Linked DNA regions of Homo sapiens: region 2 is linked to region 1. The links are chromatin loops, found by intact Hi-C in ENCODE. Cell type or tissue: CD4-positive, alpha-beta T cell. All regions are shown on one strand. Links, peaks and the distances in the headings refer to the core of each region. The heading gives the core; the rest is flanking DNA. Region 1 overlaps PRDM2 (PR/SET domain 2). Region 2 overlaps PRDM2 (PR/SET domain 2).

Evidence for each region. Hi-C counts contacts between places; a loop is a spot of excess contacts. Peaks named below come from ENCODE experiments on the same cell type or tissue, not always from the same donor. Only the 100,000 strongest peaks of a DNase experiment are listed, where the experiment ranks them.
Region 2: a loop joins it to region 1, with 1.9 times the contacts of the local background. A loop is called at or near these places in 9 of 110 quality-filtered maps.

What each region holds. Positions count from the first base shown.
Region 1 is chr1:13,726,390-13,735,636 of GRCh38, reverse strand. It overlaps PRDM2 (PR/SET domain 2), which reads right to left. Exons shown (of 10, transcript NM_001393986.1): 3 at 4,520-4,637; 4 at 2,755-2,858. Among named protein-coding and RNA genes, the nearest start is that of PRDM2, 31 kb to the right of the region's middle. RefSeq lists enhancers at 4,127-4,216, 4,437-4,496, 4,557-4,866. In CD4-positive, alpha-beta T cell, for the core only: a CTCF peak has its summit at 4,676; DNase peaks (open chromatin) are centred at 2,456 and 4,556; H3K4me3 peaks cover 1,772 bases; H3K27ac peaks cover 5,493 bases.
Region 2 is chr1:13,780,329-13,789,575 of GRCh38, reverse strand. It overlaps PRDM2 (PR/SET domain 2), which reads right to left. Exons shown (of 10, transcript NM_001393986.1): 8 at 6,745-9,247. Among named protein-coding and RNA genes, the nearest start is that of PRDM2, 85 kb to the right of the region's middle. RefSeq lists an enhancer at 7,265-7,424 and a silencer at 8,515-8,683. In CD4-positive, alpha-beta T cell, for the core only: no CTCF peak of the experiment used is centred there; no DNase peak of the experiment used is centred there.

The sequences.
Region 1 (9,247 bases), core at 858-8,857:
GACAGCGAGTATTTGGGAACTATCTGTACTGTCTGCTCAATTTTGCCATGAACCTAAAACTGCTCCAAAAACAACTAAGTGTATTTGAAAGAAAAAGAAGAAAAGAAAAAAAAAGCTTACTAAAATAATTCTTACCCAAGCAATTCTAAAGTTCTGTTAATTAGAAGCAATTTGAATCCCATAAAAGTACATCTAAAAGGCTTTTATCAGAGGTGGTTTTAAAATATGGCAGATTACTCAGTGCGGATGGGGAGAGTCAAGAGAACGAAAACACCAAGTCCCGAGCGCCAGCTAGCTAGCGGCTCCCTGCCAGAAACTCATCGAAGAACGCTCTCTTCTTGTGAGAACCTATTTTGTGCATTCACCCTGAGGATACTCTACTGTTTCTCTCCTGTTATTTCTGATTTAACAGAATGTTTTCAGTGAAAGCTTAGAGGACTTAAGACTGGGTTAGATAATCAAGGGCTCAAGGAGAGCAATTTAACACTTTGTCTTAGATTAGCTTTAAAATGGAATTCTGGCTGGGGTCTAAGACCCTGCTGCTAAAAGATAAGCTGGTCTTAGGGGCTTTGATGGAAGAACAAATGCCAAGATGAGATTCTGATGATAAGCCATTTCTGTTACATTAATACAAGGCATTCTGATGCAGGTCTGAGGGTAAGAGCAGAGTTGGAATAAGTTAGTAGGAAACTACTAAGTCTTACCTCAATGTCATTTTCTTCTAAGAAATATTTACATTATAATTGATACTTCCTTTGCCATATACATACTTACACATGTATGTCATATCTATTCACTTTTATTTTAACAGAGCAAAAGGCTTACAGGTTTCTATATCAGATGTATATTTTGTAGTCAGAACTACTTGAATGAGATTTTTTTTAATTGCAGGAAGACAAAAGGCACCCTTGATAAGAACTAGGATTCTTATCAAAGATTTGCAAACTCTAGTAGTACAGTATATAAGAAGTATCTTACATTAACAATGGGATGTTAACAGGTTTATAGAAGAAATTCTAATAAGTCATGGTTCCAAATTTTCAACAACTATCAAGTCATACTATGTATGAATCTCAATGCAAATGAAGCTTAATGTACAAAAAGCACTATTAATAAATTATACAATATGCCCAACAACATCAAGTTGTTACATGGGATAAAATAGGTACTACTAACTTAAGTTTAATATTGATGGCATTTGTTCAAGATTAGTGTTATAAACACAGCACTAGAGAAAGCAGTTTCTGGTTCCTTGACATTATTCTCACTAAACGTAGTGTTAAACCTGGTGAGCCAATTTGTTAGTTTCCCTTGGGAAACATCTAAAATTAAAAATGCAGTTTATTTGGGAGCATAATTTTGTGGTCAAGACATTTTTAATCATGCAGGCATTATCTTTAGTAATTCACATTTTTTGGCCGGGCAGTTTTTCTACAAATACAGAACTCTTACACCTCAAAAGTGGTGAAATAACAGAATGCAATGACTCTTGTGGTAAATCCTCATTTCCTAAGACACCCCCCGTTAATAGTCAGAAGATACATTATAACAAATTCATAAGAAACAAATAACTCAAAATTATTGGGAGAAACTGTCAGATTTTTCAAGTTGGGAAACAGCTTAGAGCATAAAGAAAAATAGCAGCATACTTCAACCATACAAATGCCACAGAACTTCTTGATGAAAAGTGTCCACACACTTCCTAGCCATACTTTATTTTTAGGCTTTTCTATGTTAATGTGTGAAAAAACAGATGTGATTCAGTTTCAGACAATCTGACAGGAATGCTTTTTCTCATCATCCAAAAACTTAACTTGTTTTGAAAAGGAGTCACACCATGGAGCTCCTTTAAGAACTCAGGGGGGCTTCCAGGGGGCACTGACTTGAACTAAATTCATCACAAATGCTGAATTCCTACGCAATACCCCAGGGAACAACAAAAGCAACAACGACAAATTTTATCTTCACAACTATCCTAGGAGATATCTTCTATCTCTATTTTTTTAATTGAGGGTTTTCTAGCCCAGAGGCTATGTCCCCTGCTGCAAGTCACGAAGCTAGAGGTAGGATTTGAACTCAGGCAATGCAATGAAAACCTTAACTGCCTCCCAGTGAGGCAGGAGAGATGCATTCTAGTTCTGCATCTACAGGCCTCCCGGGTGGAGCCCCCCAGGGAAGGAGAGCTCAGCTCTGTCTCCTGACTGCTTCTCCTCTCAAAGGAGTGTGCAGATGCCCTGCTGTCTTCCAGAATTGCTGGGAAAACATGAAATTAATAGATGAAAAACTCCTGAAAAATTACAAGCTCTATATATGTGCCATATGCTAAATATATCCAACTGAATATCCTAGCAACATAGAAATTACTTTCTAAAATATAGAGAAGAACCTAACAGTGCTTTCTTTGCAGCCACCATAGAGTGTCTTTTATGGGGTTTATGTGGCGGCCTGTGAAGTGACAAACCATCAAACAGGAAGTCACGGTCTTAGTTGCAAAGCAAAACACCCTGGACACGGCAATGTAAAACATGGATTTGACATTTATTGTTGAGGACAGCCAAGCAGTTTCAAAATACAAAAGCATATATAAATAGCAGTCTGTATCCAGGGAAACACATTTTCTCTTTAATAAAAATATTCTTGACTTTAAAGAACACATTAAAATGATTGTTTTAAATTCAAAATGTCAAATTCTGAGAGAACAGAATAATTATTTCATAAAACTCTGAAAAACAAAGAATCAGAATTACTTCTTACCTCCCACATGTATACATTATTCTTAACCTGAGATCTTTTTTTCTTATCACCAACAAATGGCCCAAATTTTTTGCCTTTTAAAATTGGTTTAGTGGCCCAGACACCTAGAAAATAAAATCAGTATTTTTATAATGTATCATGGTTATTTTAAAGATTGAAACCATTAAAATCGCTTAAGTTTCACAAAACAGTTAAAAGGCTAGACTGCCTAAATCAAGCTAATGTTAAAATAGCCTGAGATCAAGTTAAATTAAGTCAAGTCCTCAATGGGGATTTTTATTTTTCTTCTTTATACTCTTCTGTTCTATAAAGAACCTATATTGTTTTACGATTAGAAAAAAATGTTTTATATACTTTTAAAATGTTTTACATGTAACACTACCCGTACAGTAGGATCACAAATACTTGAATAACACAGTCACAACAACTGAAGAGAAAAAATATTGGAATGGAGTGAAACTACAACTGATTTTTGAACTCCTCTGTCTGCTTGTTTATAAAGTTCAAATTGTCTCTAATGAACATGACTTGTTCTTATAAAGGGTTAGAAATATAGTTTTATGAATAAATAGTTTTGAAGTTCATTTGCTTTAAAGTAGAAAACCCTTTCCTGCCTAACTAAGCTTCCTGAAAACTTAGCTACTGGAACGGCTCACTTTTCAGAGTTTCTAACAGCCAAAATAGCTGTTCATCCACAGTATTCTTAGGGTTGTTTCTATTTACTATGCACTGACCATAACGGAAAGCGATATAATGAGCAAGCAGACAGTAAAATGGCAGGAGTCTGGCCCAGCAGTCAACAGCATCACTTTAGATCGGTTCCCTCACCTTTTGGCTTCAGTTTCCTCATATACAGAATGGGGGGTAAAGGCTGGGCCAGTCCTATCCTGCTAGGATGTACAAATTCCACTTCTCTGTAAGTCCGCTATGTAAGTCAACAATCAGTTGAGCTATAAAATCAACCACTTTCATTTGAACAATATGTTCAAACTGCTCAATGAATAAGTTTCCAATGAGAATTTTTAAAAGCATGTATTAAAATTTTTTCATACATATGTACATATAAATTGGGATATCGGAAGTACATCTAAAAAAAAGAAACAGGGATATAAATATGATATATTCCAAGACTGTATTTTGACTAAAGTTTTACAATTTACTTCCTTAGCTTCTGTCTAAAGATTAGGCCACATAAAAACCAAACACACACGCGCCTGGTTTGTGTTCAAGGAGAAATCCCAGCCAGAAGAATTTAGATACACTCACAGCATGTCATTCATTCAAGTATCTACTGAGGGTCCACAAAGTATCTGGTACTGGAGGCACAAAGATACATAAGAAATAAAGGCACTCACAAGCAATAACAGAGCCAAGTGTAAAAATATTACAAAACAATGAAGTGAATATAATGGTACAATCATGCTCCTCATGGTGAAATCAGAGAGAAGGGAACAACACGTTCTGTGGGGTGAGGCTCAGCAGGGAGACTCAGAGGAGGAGGACACTCAGGCAAGAGGGATGGGACCTACGTGTGTGTGTGTGTGTTTGTGTGTGTGTCTGTTTGTGTGTTCCTGGTTTTATTTTTACAACCCATGTCCAACCTGGATTCTTGACTAGAAAATGCATCAACACCATATAATCTTCTAAGTCAAGGGTAAATTGCTGCTTTTATGGTGCGCTCCCTACCTGACATGCCCCTGCAGGAAGCCTCACTGCCACCTGCTCTTTACTGCCTGACTTGCTCCGTGACAGGAGGAGCACTCACCAATCCGGGTCTTGTCAACAGCAGAAGGGAAAAGCCTCACTTCCTCCGGAAGTCCTCGCAGCACATGTTCGGGTACCTCAGCCAGGGTCTCGGTGGCCGCCACAGGCTCAGTAGTGTTCTGCAAGTCAAGAAATGGAAGGATCACAGCAAAAGAAAGAAAACTCAAATCATGGGTTTTTTTTTTTTTCTGGTTCAATAAGCAAGTATGCAAAAATGTAACCGAAACCTGAAGCTGGCAAGACAGACCAAAACGATGATGTCAAGCATTTGAGGAGCTGCTTTGATGCTTGTTTGTAACTGTCCAAAGGAAACCACTGCAACCTTCAAGCATGTCTGTGTTACTCTATTTTGTTCCAGCCACCTGTGGCCATTTCCAAAATATGATAATCTCTGCCACCATACTGCTTTAAACACAAATAGAATCTGGCAGCAAAATATAGCATAAGCTTACTTCTAAATCAAAGGCTACCATCAGTACCTTAGCACATTTAAAAAATAAAAACCAACACTGCCCACTTCAATGAATGCTTTCAGCACACACCACAAAGGCTACTGGGGCCCTCCAACCCTGCCCCATCCATGTTGCCCTCCAGCAACAACCCCTAACTGGATGGGGCTTGAATATTCCACCCCAAAACACGACAACTTATTGTGGTCCCTTACTGCAAGTGCCACCTTTCCAGGAAACAGTAATTTACCACTGTTTACCAAGTCACTAAACAGCAAAGTCACCAGGATATCACAGAGTTGCTAAGAAACAGAGAATTTTTTTAAATTATTTATCAAAGTTTAGGCTGGAATTCATCATAATCTTAAGAAAAGATTACTATTAGATATGTATGTAAGGAAGGGAGAGATTTGAGCCAACTGGGAGAATATGACTGTTATTTTCTCATTAACTTTCAAATCAAAGGAACACCAAGGGTCTAGTAACCAGTACACCATATATCCTACGGAGCTGATGTGCACATCACGGCACTGCTAAGAATGATAGGCTTTGTAGTCTGAGTGTGTTTCATTTCACTGCACAGGGAAACACTTCTCCAGGACTTTTAAATGAACCAACACAGGCAAAAGTAAACCCCAAACAAAAAAGATTAATTTTTCCCACAACCAGGAAGCTCTTGTCGTCTTCAAGAATATATGTACCAAGAAAAGAATATCATCCAAACTGGCATACTCTCAGCATTTCAATTTTTGGCTTATTAATTATCAACAGTCTACTTCAAGAGAAATAAATCTCACAGTCATTATAAACATGGTCATCTACTCTCTGGCCTGCTTCAAGCTCGAGAGCCCAAGAGAGGGCATCTAGAGACAGGTTTGTCTCTCGTGCAGAGCCGAGCCAACTGAGCCTCCATTTCAGACACACAAATGCTTTGTTCCTGCTTGATTTACACCTTTGTCCCAACAATATCCCTGAAACATTTTCCAAAACATAAGATAGCCAATTAGCCCCAGAAAATGGTCTTATGGTATTTTTAATTAGCTAAAGTGTGAATAAATTAACCATAGACATTTTTCACTTCTAAATATAGTGTCCCCATTTTTAAATTCTTAATCTATAAGCTGGATTTTTGGAAATGTGAACAATTTATTTCCAAAGAGGGAAAAGGTATTACACTGGTAGTTGGCATTGGCATCCTAAGCTACATAATGATTATTTCATAACACTGATAAAGTAAGTGACATTAACAAATATTAGCCAGAGTGATGTCCTATCAGCACTGGCCATTTAGTAAAGTAAAAGGGGATTTTCTTCTTCCGTCTCAGCTGGGACCCTAGGCAAACACTCAGCACCATTTATCCTCCCCAGGAGCACAGCCGCTTTGAAAAGTCACCATGTCTGCTAACCTAAACGGATACTTCCAGGCACTTTCACAGTAATTCTAATGACAACTTCGTATTTACTGAGAACTTCCTCGCTCAAGGCACTGTGCTGTCTTACATGCTGGGTAGAATGTACTCCAAATAGTCCAAGAGACAGGTATTATCAGTGTCTCCCCCTCTCCACACAGAGCAGGGAATTAGAGCTTAGAGACATTGCTTAAAGGGCTCAAAGCCTGGATCTGAATATCTGTCTGATTCGAGTGCCTATAGTCAGTCCTAATCATCAAGGAGTTTTCACTTAAGATTCTGCTGGAATATCATCTAAGAACCTCTGACCTAAAACTTCCAGATTTCCATGGAAATGTCAGCAGGAGATGGTGCTTAAGGCAGGAATGGTCACTCCCACAAGAAATGTGTAACTTGAGTACAAGTTAGAGATCACATGTATTAAAATTTCTGAAGCGCCCGAGAACATGAAGGACCTCAGCAGAGAAGCCATGGGAAAAAGAAATACCAAAAAATCCTATGTATTTGTTTATCTGTTTTAAGTCAACCCATTATTTTTTGTCTTTTTTTTCTTTTAAATTACTCCTTTATTCCACATCTTGTCCCACTAGACCCATTGGTTTTTCCTTTTGGACTCATACACCCAGCAGAGGAAAGCTTTTTCTGTTATTGTCGTATCCTTCACATTACAAAAAGACCAAACTACAACAGAGCACCTCAGTTCACAGCAGCACAACCCAGACGCTGGGCAGCCCCAGGGCCCTCCCTCCCTTCTTCCCCACAGCCCCGCTGGACTCTCCATGGCCGTGGCTATGGCTGCAAACTGCCTAGAACATTTCTAGAAAATCAATGATTTGAGAAGTAGAAGGTAGATTCATGGGCTGGACTTCTGAAATAGAACCACCCTCTTTTCTTCCTTGGTTCTCCTTCACAGCTCTTACCACAATTTTAAATGCTTATTTGTATAGCTGTGTGTTTACTGTGTGCCTCCTCTGTGAGACTGCAGTGAAGACAGATGGTGTCTATCTTATTCAGTGTTGTGTTCCCCCAGCTTAGCAGTAGATTTCAAATGTTTGTTGTCACTTAAATACTTGAATGAGTACATGGCTCTTTGTAAGCTAACTTAAAGCTTTTTTTAAAAAGGAGGGATAGAAATAAATGAAAGAGCTGGGTCATCTATCAGGAAGTATCTCCTCCACATGTGCCTGAATTTCTTGAAATTGAGGTAGGTATTCTTCTGGATCAATATAAGAATCCTTTTTTAGAAAATGTGGTATGCCATTAATTCCAAGCAACCAATGTACAAGTGAACCTTAGGAACAAAGGAATGTTTTCAAAAAATTCTCTCCCCCACATACTCATAAACTGGGATCTCTTCTTGGTACATATCCTGACAGGATAAGATGTAATATCATATCTAAACAGGTTCATCTTGATTCTTATACTAAAGAATCACAATTTGATCCTGGCACTATTTCCCAGATTGATCTTGTCTAAAATAAGTTGCACCATCTACTCTATTTATTTATTTCTATATTTCCAAATCCCTGCTACAGGCCAGGCAATGTTCTAGGCAGCACGCTTGCCTCAACACGGCATCACTCTGGTAAGAAATAGAGACAAAATTAAACACATACATACAATGGCTGATGCCCTGTAGAAAACTCAAGCACAAAAAAGGGGACACATGCCTTCCGATCAGTGGCGAATGAAAAAAAAGAGGGGAACGCGAGGCGTGGTGGCTCACGCCTGTAATCCCAGCACTTTGGAAGGTCAAGGCGGGCAGATTACCTGAGGTCAGGAGTTCGAGACCAGCCTGGCCAAGATGGTGAAACCCCGTCTCTACTTAAAATACAAAAATTAGCTGGGCGTGGTGGCTCATGCCTGTAATCCCAGCTACTCAGGAGGCTGAAGCAAGAGAATTGCTTGAGCCCGGAAGGTGGAGGTTGCAATGAGCCGAGATCGTGCCACTGCACTCCAGCCTGGCTGACAGACCGTCTCAAAAAAAAAAGGAACACAGTCATGGAGTAGGGATGGAGATGCCTGTTCAGACAGAATGCTGAGGCCTCTCTAGAAGTAGAAAGGGAATCTGTGACAATATTGGGGAAACATGTCAGGAAAAGAAAACAGCCAGGACCAAATCTCAAATTAAGAGGAAACGCAGTATCCAGGCAAAAAGACCCATGTGTCCAGAGCAGAGAAGGTAGGAGAAGCAGCTAGAACTGAGGCAGGAGGGGCAGGCAGGGGTAAGGTCTCTGAGAAACACTCATCGCCATTCGCTTGTCTACCCAGAATAAGCAGAATAGAAGTCATCAAGCAGAGAGCAGAGAGCAGATCGCAAGCTCCGCAAGGCACCCCAGCTGCTGGCGTCTCCCAGTACGCCCTGTCCTTGCTGCCCCTGAATAGAAGTATGTTCCTGTCTCATGGGTTTTTAACACTGATCACTGTGATATGAAAGAAGCTAAAGAACTTCTCTGCTTCCCTATTAGCTGACCTCAATGAGGACTCATTATTTGACTGCTTAATGAAGTACAGTCTTTAAACATGTATCAATGAACAGATCTGGAACAGTATGTATTAAATTTAACATGTTAAATTTAAGTCAATTTAATGTCATTTAGTTATTAACTATTAATTGATCTCATTAATTCGATGTTTCCAACTTCCTACCTCAAACTCAAAGAAAGTCACTACCCGCTTCTCTTCCCCCAATTAATCGCCAAAGCGTCTCTCCTTCATTCAGCCCATCCGTCAGTCATTAACACATACTCCCTGAGTGTCTGCTCAGAGCTAGCACCATGCTAGGACCCCCTCCTCATGAAGCCCACTGGCTAGAGGAAGAACTTCTCTGTTCCTGCTCCCTGAGACAAGAAACCTTGGACAGATTTTGAT
Region 2 (9,247 bases), core at 1,021-9,020, 54 kb before region 1:
ACTGGCATTCAGATATTAAGCTAGAAGCATCTCCTTGTCCACCTAGCCTCTGGGGAACTGTGACAGCGAGGAGGTTTGGAATATGAAGTATAAAGTGGGGAAAAAAGCCACTATGAAAATACAAGCCCCACGGAAGTCAGGATTTTTGTCCATTTTGTTCAGAGATGTATCCTAAGCACCTACAACACAGCCAGGCATACATTAAGTACTCAATACATTAAGCTGGTTTTGTAAAATTATCTTGCTAGAAAGTACTTGTAACAACGAGGACAAGACAGCCAGCCTAGCAAGGCATTTACCAGAAACACTGTGAAATGTTTCAATGGTAACAGGGATGGAAGGCTCTAATTAGCTTTTGATTTTTTAAAAACGTTTAACTCTATCAAAGAAGAGCCAAAGCAACCCAAACAGGGCAGCTTCTCCCTTGGTGAGATGGATGTGATGTGGTTCCTTGGTGACTCCTCCAGTAAACATCTGAGTCCCTGTCATGTTCCAGGCAGAGCCAGGGACACTGTGGAGACCGAGCCATCATCCCACTCTTTCAGTCCAGTGCTTGTGTCTGACAGCATCTTGATCCAGGAGAAAAGATCTCCTCCTAGAGGGCGCACTCAGAAACCAGCCAGTCTACTCCCCACTTTTTGCAGACTGGGAACTATGATCCAGAATGTAAAGGAACTTGCCCAAGGCTAAAACACAGAAGACGCAGCCATGGAGGGCGCTTGTTGGAGGCCCGTTTACTGAAGGCACAGGGAAGGGATGAACGGCCAGCAGATGGGTTAGGATGGAAATCCAGTTCTCATCCAAGACCGTGCTCTTTCTCACAACACTCAACTCCTCACAGGGCACTGCTGTGTGTTGAAGCCTCATTTGTTTAAAACTACTAATATCGAAGACCAGTTCCAGATTCCCACCAACCTCTCTCCTCCGTGTTTTTCTAAGGGAGGAATATCGTATGCCAGAACATCTGGCCAAGGGAAGCTGGCTATCCCTTCACCACCTTTCCCTGAGGAGTGACAGACAGATGTGGTTAGCAAAGTGCTATGATGATGAACTATAGGAAACCGCTTATAGTCAGCCATTTTTAATCTTAAAAAACCCCAGCAATTTCACATAAACTGAGTATGTCACAACTTTTTGGTTTCATTCTTTGGAAGCCCATAGAAATAAACATCAATCCACAAACTACAGTAAACTTTTAGGAAGCACAGAGACCCCACAGATGAAATTATTTTGTATTTTACTCTTACCCGAGTGAGTTCACAAGGTACTTCTCGGCACCGTTGTCTGACTACACGTCCACCCTCTACATAGAAATCCAACTGGAATGAGCACATATTCAGTTACTGTCAAATAGAAACAAGTGAACAGACGCCAGGTGGGCTGAGTAGACGCCGCACTTTTAAATTAGAGTGCGGGCTCTGAACAATCCTCCACACACACCTTGTTTTACCCCCTAACTGCTCCCAATTATGTACAAAATGCAGTCCTTTCACAGATGTTTAGAAAGTTTTTTATTGGTTACAATAATATAAAATGCATTGTTTAAATTCTCCTCTAGTTATTAAGTGTTTGCAGCAATAGCACAACAAATCTTTTTTTAATACATCTGACAAGCCCCAATGATTTCAATGCTGGGAGGGGAAAAACAACAAACACCACTCTTGTCTATCTATAATTAACCTCTCTCTCTCTCAGTGCTACATTGGTTAAAATCAATGGACAACCCCTTTTTGTATGTCAAATTGTAAATTTTAATGTTTTCATTAGAATAGTCTTTTATAGCACTCTCCAAAAAGAAGCAATAAAATAACTAACAGCAAAGTTCAATACAGGAGCACTCTCCGGGTTAACAACGCCAACAAAAAAAGTGAAATGTAAATCACATATAATACAATTGAAGCGTCCAAAACAATTTAAATAATTTTAAATATTTTATTTTTAAATTGCTACAAATGCTTTATACAATATTTCAACATAAAGTCCCCATAACAGAAATGTAACAAAATGGGAATGATAGTGGAAGGATTAAAGTGGCACAAATTCACCAAACAAATATTAAACTACAAATTTTTCAGAGGTAGATTACTTTTGAAGTTGAGAACAAAAAACAGTATGAATAAAACCTAGCCGCTTTCCACCAACTCAGTCATTAATTTAGGGGGAGGCATAAAATGTAAGGATAAATGATATTAATATACTTAGGAAGAGGCCAATTTGTTGTTTTTAATCTCTATTAGAGATGCAAGTGTAAAACCTGGTATGCAAATTCATTTATACTTACGTGTAGACATACATCTGTACAGGCCTGGGATGCGCCTGTGCACTGATATATTGCTACATAGTCTCTGATAATATAATAGTTATAAATTAGTGCCAGATAAGAATCTGAGAGGATAACGTCCATTTGGATATACAAACGCAACACCAGAATAGGCATAAAAAAGAGTCCATATCCAATCTGGTTTCCTCTCCATTACGCTGGCAATCTACTTGTGATTTAAAAAAACGAAAACAACAAAAAAAAGAAATACCAGGGGTAAGAGATCAGCTAAATGCCTCTCTCTGTCTATAATTAATTTAAAAGAAAGGCATCAAGAGCTGATATGTGACCAAAACGTTTTAAATGAGTGCATCCAAATCTGTCATCCCTGAAACCTACAACAAACTACTGCTAAAACAGGCAACTTGCTTTGCAAGGTTAAGTTCAAATCAATCCTTTCTCTGCTACGTGCCAAAAACAAGGGCCATGCTCAGATCTGAGGTACCAGTCCCATGACGAGGAGCCAGTTCATCTGGCCTGTCTTACAGTGCCCTTCTCTTTGGATCTCAATCACCCGGGCGCCCAGCATGCGCGTTGGGCCCCCACCGAAGCAGCAGATGCCTGACTCTAAGCCTGCCGGCAATCAGCTGAATGTTAGGATTTTTGAGTCAGCTTCAACTGGTCTTGCAAGCTTGGTAGATTTCGTATCCTTTGCCGTAGTGCTTATCCTAAGTTGAGCATGCAATACTTTTTAGTCAATTAAGGTTTGTTTTGTTTTGGGGGCTTTTCTACAGGAAGTTCCTAGAAAATAAGAAAACTGAAGATAAATGACAACAGAACATAACCTTACATGATTGACCATGTTAAAGAAAAAGGTGAATAGACCGTAAGACAAATGTTATTAAGACGACAACACATACATGACTGAAGGCATTTAGGAACGAGCGTCCTACCCAGAAGACACACCCTGCAAGGAACTACACGCATTTATTTCCAAGGGATGTAGCAGAGATGGAGGCATGAGAAATTAGCACTTTTTTTTTTAAATCAATTCCTGGTAAATGGAAAAACTTGGTCTAGAATTTCATTTTGCTTCTCTACCTTTTTCTTGACTGCGATGGGAACTCGGTTTGAAAAGAAAAATGTGGCTCTAAAAGAAGCATTAAAGAACCCAAAAACACCAGGCACGGTGGCTCACACCTGTAATCCCAGCACTGCAGGAGGCCGAGACGGGCGGATCATAAGGTCAGGAGATCGAGACCATCCTGGCTAACACGGTGAAACCCCATCTCTACTAAAAATACAAAAAATTAGCCGGGCATGGTGGCGGGCACCTGTAGTCCCAGCTACTCGGGAGGCTGAGACAGGAGAATGGCGTGAACCCGGGAGGCAGAGCTTGCAGTGAGCCAAGATCGTGCCACTGCACTCCAGCCTGGGCAACGGAGCGAGACTCTGTCTCATTAAAAAAAAAAAAAAAAAAAGAACCCAAAAACACCGTGGGGTTTACAAAGGTGAAAGATGAGTAGGAGGTGAGTAGAGAATACACCTCTTTCCTTCCCTTTCTGCTTTACTGGAGCCCATGGAAATGAACCCTTAGCAACAGATTTAAACTCAGCACTCCAGAAAGCCATGGCGAGGGGTGGGGGGTGGGTCACTGTAGTAAGAGCTGCAGCAGGAGAACCTGAATGACTGTGGCATGCCTGCTTTCCTGTGTTTTCTCCTAAGAAAAATATTTGGAGCACATGGCTTTTTGACACCTTGTCTGGCACCATGGCTTGTGTTCCAGGAAATGACCCTCAGTGTTAAGTAGAAAACTCATGGAAAAATCATATGGCTGATTGCAAGCATGTACTTGAAAAACTGTGGAATCCGAAAGTGGCATTCACATGTAAAATATCTGAGTATGGAAAACTAGCTCTTAATCACAGCTTGTTGTAAAGAAATAACACAGGACAAGGATGTGCTGCCTGTTCTGTAAGAAATCCCTGTGTACCCAACAGGGTAAGTAAAGCAAGCTGCAAACAGAGTGAAAGTGAGTATTCCTCGACATGTAATAGATGTGATGATTCCTTGTGTCAGGAATCATCCCTACACGAAATTTACAAGTAGAACTATACTTAAACAGAAAGACGACTGTAGTTCAAACAACTCCTTATTAGTGTAATGCAACAAATATGCACTGAGGCTGAGGCCTCCTCTCTACGAGCCCTGGGCAACACGTTAATGACAATCATCATATTACCCAGGTCTAAGTTTAGGAATCCCAGTTTTGTGCTAAACTCACTACAAAGTACTAAGACCAAAACAAACACTTTAAAGAAATGCCCACTTTTGTGTCCAGATAGTCAAAATCTATCTTGATGAACATCTGTTTTCTAATTCCCAAGAACACATCACAGGTTTATGGTGACTTGGTAAGTGGACCCCTGGATCACATTCCTGACCTACAGATGTGTCCGCAGCACAGTTCCAGCACCTCACACAGAGGAGGAAGAGCTGCCACCAATGCCTGTCATTACCATCTACGGTTAGGACAATACCAGTGTTTTCTTATCTGATTCTTCTGTGCTTCCTTTTAGGCAAAATTTCACTCCAGCAAGGTAACCCTCTGTTAACTATCAAACAAAGCAAAATAATGAAAATGAACTGGGGCAAAGAAGAGACATGATTTTTAAGGCCCTTTAGTCCTTTGTAGCCTTAAAGGTTACTCAAAAGACACTGGGTAGAGGCTATTTGAATAGGCCTCATAAATTTATGGTCACTCTGACAGCTTTTCTTTGCAGAACTTAATTTTTCCAAATCAACTTTAACCTTGAACTGTGTAAGTAGGGCCAAGTACAAAACAAGCATTTCTTTTAGATAATACTGAAGACAAAAGGGATAGACAGTACATTCTAAAGCATCAACCGCCTGGGAGGTGTTTTATAGTACAATCTGTGAAAATGAAGGCACACTCTGCTTGTTGAAGACACAAGCAACTTGAAAAGGACTCAATTTGATCATGTCCTGTTGGTGTGGCACCACCAGAACACAGACTGAGCACAAACAGGTGCACAATTCAATTACTAAAGGCAAGCAGCTTTGACAGCTGATAACACAGGTGCTTATTTTCAGCAGAGCTAACCTCCAAGATGCTACCTATGTATGTGCCGCGGCCAGAGACCGAGCGTTGGTCAGACCTATGGCAACTAAATATTTAACACATTTATGAAGTAACTTTTTAAAAATCTGATCCATTAATCCTACAGTAAATCATTCAAATCAGCCTTAGCTAATGATTCTTCTCTATCTTTAGCTGTGATTTAAGGCACACCAGCATTAAAAATTCTACCTCATCAATCATGCAGGGCTAATGGCACCTCTGTGTCCTCGTGACCTCTACAAAATGGCAGTCGCGTCCACACTTAGGATCCCTAATTCTGCTTGCTTAAAACACCAAAGAATTTTCAGACACCAAAAGCTATAGCATGAAAGCCTAGAGTCAGGTGGCATCCTGTGAAAAGACAAGACTTAAAAGTATTTTGCAGAAATGCTATCTGATGAGTAATTTTCACATGAGACTGAACTATTCAGAAACAGCAGGAATTCCAATACACATCCACTTCGGACAAAGGACTCAGGAAGTTTGAGAATCCAATGTAACAAATTTAACCGCTGCCCTCTCTTCATCTGTCACTGAGAACAGTTCTTAATATAGGAAGCACAGGGAATAAAGCAGTAAAGTCACTTCAAATCTAAGACAAATCCTTCTATCATTACTGGGGAAACAAAGGCACTGACAAATGAGGCTGACATGCCCTGGGTATCACACAGGCCTGAAAGAGCTGCAAGGGTCCTGCCTGGAGTTCCAAGCATGTCTCTCCTGCTCTGCTTCCCATCCAGATCCTGACTTGTTTACCGTCCTACGGCTGAGTTCAGGAGGTGGGGGACAGTGCATAAGACCTTTTTAAAGGACTATGTTTTGTTTTGACCGATGCAATCAATTATTAAAATTTAAGCATTGGCAATTCTGAAAGAAAGTGTCAGGTACTAGATCTATGCTGAAGTCACAGAAATATTAAACAAGATTGTAACATGGTTTACTAATGAACTTAGTGACCCGTCTTAACCTAAGAAATGTTCTATGATCGGAAAATAAGACACATGACACTGAGCTATTACCCAAGACATAAAGGAAGTTTGAGAGGATTGCATCTTTTCTTAGAGTACTTTTGAGAGCTTTTCTATAGTTTTAAATTCAATTTACATCTGGCCACATTAAAGAAGTGGCACTGCTTTGTGAGTCCTAAGTCTGAAATTAGAACTATTTATTCATCTCTAAAAGCAGCCAAAGCAATGACCCTTCATGCCTTTAACTTATACAACAGCTATTTCCTTTAAGTGGGGAAAAAAAAAAAAAAAAGCAACAAGAAACCAAAAAACACCCGTAGGCAAGGATACTGTCGCCTTCCCGGTCTTTCCCTCCCACCAGCTCCTGAGCTTACCTGAAGTCCTTCAGCTCCTGCTTGGCGCTGCCGTCCTCTCTCTTGTTCTCACTCAAGTCAGCAGCAGCTGCCAGCTGAAGGCTCCGGGTGACTGGCCCCCCACTCCGCTCTCTAGATTTTATATTGAACCGGTCTGTTCTTTTCTTACTCGCCAAGGTGGATTTGCTTTGTAAAACAGCTTTGCTTTTCTGTACCCTCACGTGCAGGCTCCGTGATGTTTTGCTGGAAAGCTGAGCAGAATGATTCTTGGCCACAGCTTTAGGTTTTTTCCCCTCAACATGAGTTATTTTGGCCATTCTTATCGGGCTGGAGTTCCTTAAAGAGGAGGAGCTTGGTTTTTTGGATTTCACCGAAGCTGCAAACTTGACGTTCTGCTTGGACCTGAAGGATGAGGAGGGAAGTGGGACTTGGGTGGGGCCTGAGCTGCGGGCTCTGGTCTTGCCCAACGGAGTCTGCATGCTTTGCATTTTAATCTCCGCATCCGCTGTCCGTCTGCGGTGGTTGCTGTTACTGTTTTTGTCACTACTTGCAGGTGATGAGTGTCCACCTTTCTTAGATGAATGAGAAACTTTTTTTTTGGGAGGAGAAAGGGGTTTTTTGGGACAGCTGAAGGCGGCGTGTTTATTCAGGCTTCCAATGTAAGTGAACTCTCGATTACAGTAAGGGCAGATGTGAGAGGATGACTCACAAGCATTTTTCAAGTCGGCCTTCTGCTTTGCAGATTTGTTTTTCTGAAGAATTGCTTTCTGTACTAGCTGATTTTTTTTCTTCAATGCATTTAATTTGAGCTTATTCGACGACATTTTGCTGAGCTCAACACTAAAGTTAAGCCTTTTGGGCTGTCCCATTCGTCGGAAGGCATTTTTCCCAGAGTTATCTAAAACCACCACGCCATTTTTGGGTTGCACAGTTTGTTTTAATGGTACTGGGTTTTTCTTAGGCGTGTACCTCTTCTTGTCACTTGCAGAAGCACAAGCCAGGATATGTTTGTGCAACTCCGGCATATTGTCGACACCTTTTCCACACTTTGTGCAGCGAATGGCGGTAGTGAAAGTCTGTGGAATATTGTGTGTAGTGAAATTTGTGGCTGTCACACCAATCCCCATGGGGTTACGGTGATGGTACTGAAATGGAGGTGGTTTAAAGCTTGGGTAATGCTGATTGAGGCCCAATCGAACATCTGGATCTTTTGTCTTTATTCCAGAAGCCATTATTTTTATAGTCGTGTAAAGCTCTTCAGAGGAATCATTTAACTCCTCTTCTTCTTTAGAAGTTTCTAAAGGATCTTCTGGCAAGCTCTGCATATGCTCTACATGGGCCTTGCTGGGATCTGTAAAGTTCTGGGGCCTCAGAGTCCCGCTTTCAAACTCGTGATGTGTGCACACCTTATCTGGGTGGAGATCTCGCTGGTGCTGCTGCAAATTGCACAAAAAAGCAAATTCTTTTTTACAAACAGAACACACAAAGATATTCCCAACTCCATGAAGCAAAAAGCGATGTTCTGACAAGTCCGTTTTATCCTTAAAAAGCTGCACACAAAATTCACATTTGAAGGGCCATTCTTCAGCATGAATAGATAAATGTTTGGTTAGATCTTTAATGGAAAGAAAAGGTGATTCACAGACGTTGCAAACAAAGTTTTTGTTGAATGTTTCCTGAACAACAACATCCTGTTCAGCAGCAGACTGGGGCTCTTCCCTGGGTTTCAGACCTTCATTCTCTAATTCCTCCTGTTTGAAAGATATCATGGGGAGAGAAGCCTCCAGATTATCACCAGAGGAAACAACAGATGATATTGCGGAGAGAGGAGGTGGAGAAGGAGAAGAGGAGGAAGATGAAGAAGAAAACGAAGAGGAGGAGGAAGATGAAGAGGAGGAAGAAGAAAGTGTTGGAGGCCCGGGTGAGGCGGCAGACATCAGGGGCTCCACGGGAGGAATGGGAGAGGGAGAGGGGGACACTGTTGGGGACAGAATTGGAAGTGGGGACTGTGCGGTGGCATTTGAGAGTGGAGAGGGGCATGGGTGTGGAGATGCACTGGAAGAGGGGGCTGGAAGAGGTACGGTAGGAAGGAGGGGAGGGGGCGGAGTGGCAACAGTTAATACCGGGGGACAGGGTGGAGGGGAAGAGGGATCTGTGGGGATCAAGAGAGGAGGCAGCTGACCGGATGAAAGGGAGGGTGTCTGCAGGGCAGGTGATGAAGGACAAACATCAGGTGTGGACTCAACAGTAGGGGCAGGGAAACCAGAGCCCGGACCGAGGTCAGGATCTGGCTGAGCTTCTAGGGATTTACAAGGACTTGGGCTCCTGGTCCCATCTGCAGGGTTTTCTACAGGTAAATCGATGCCATTATATTCATTGAGAAGAACCTTCTGCAGCATGCAGGTGGTTGGTTTCCTTTTCTTTACAGCACTACACGTAGGCTGCACTGAATGACTTTCTTTGAATTCCTTGCCTTCAGAGTCACTACAATGCTTTTTATGCACACTGAGATCTAAGACAGATT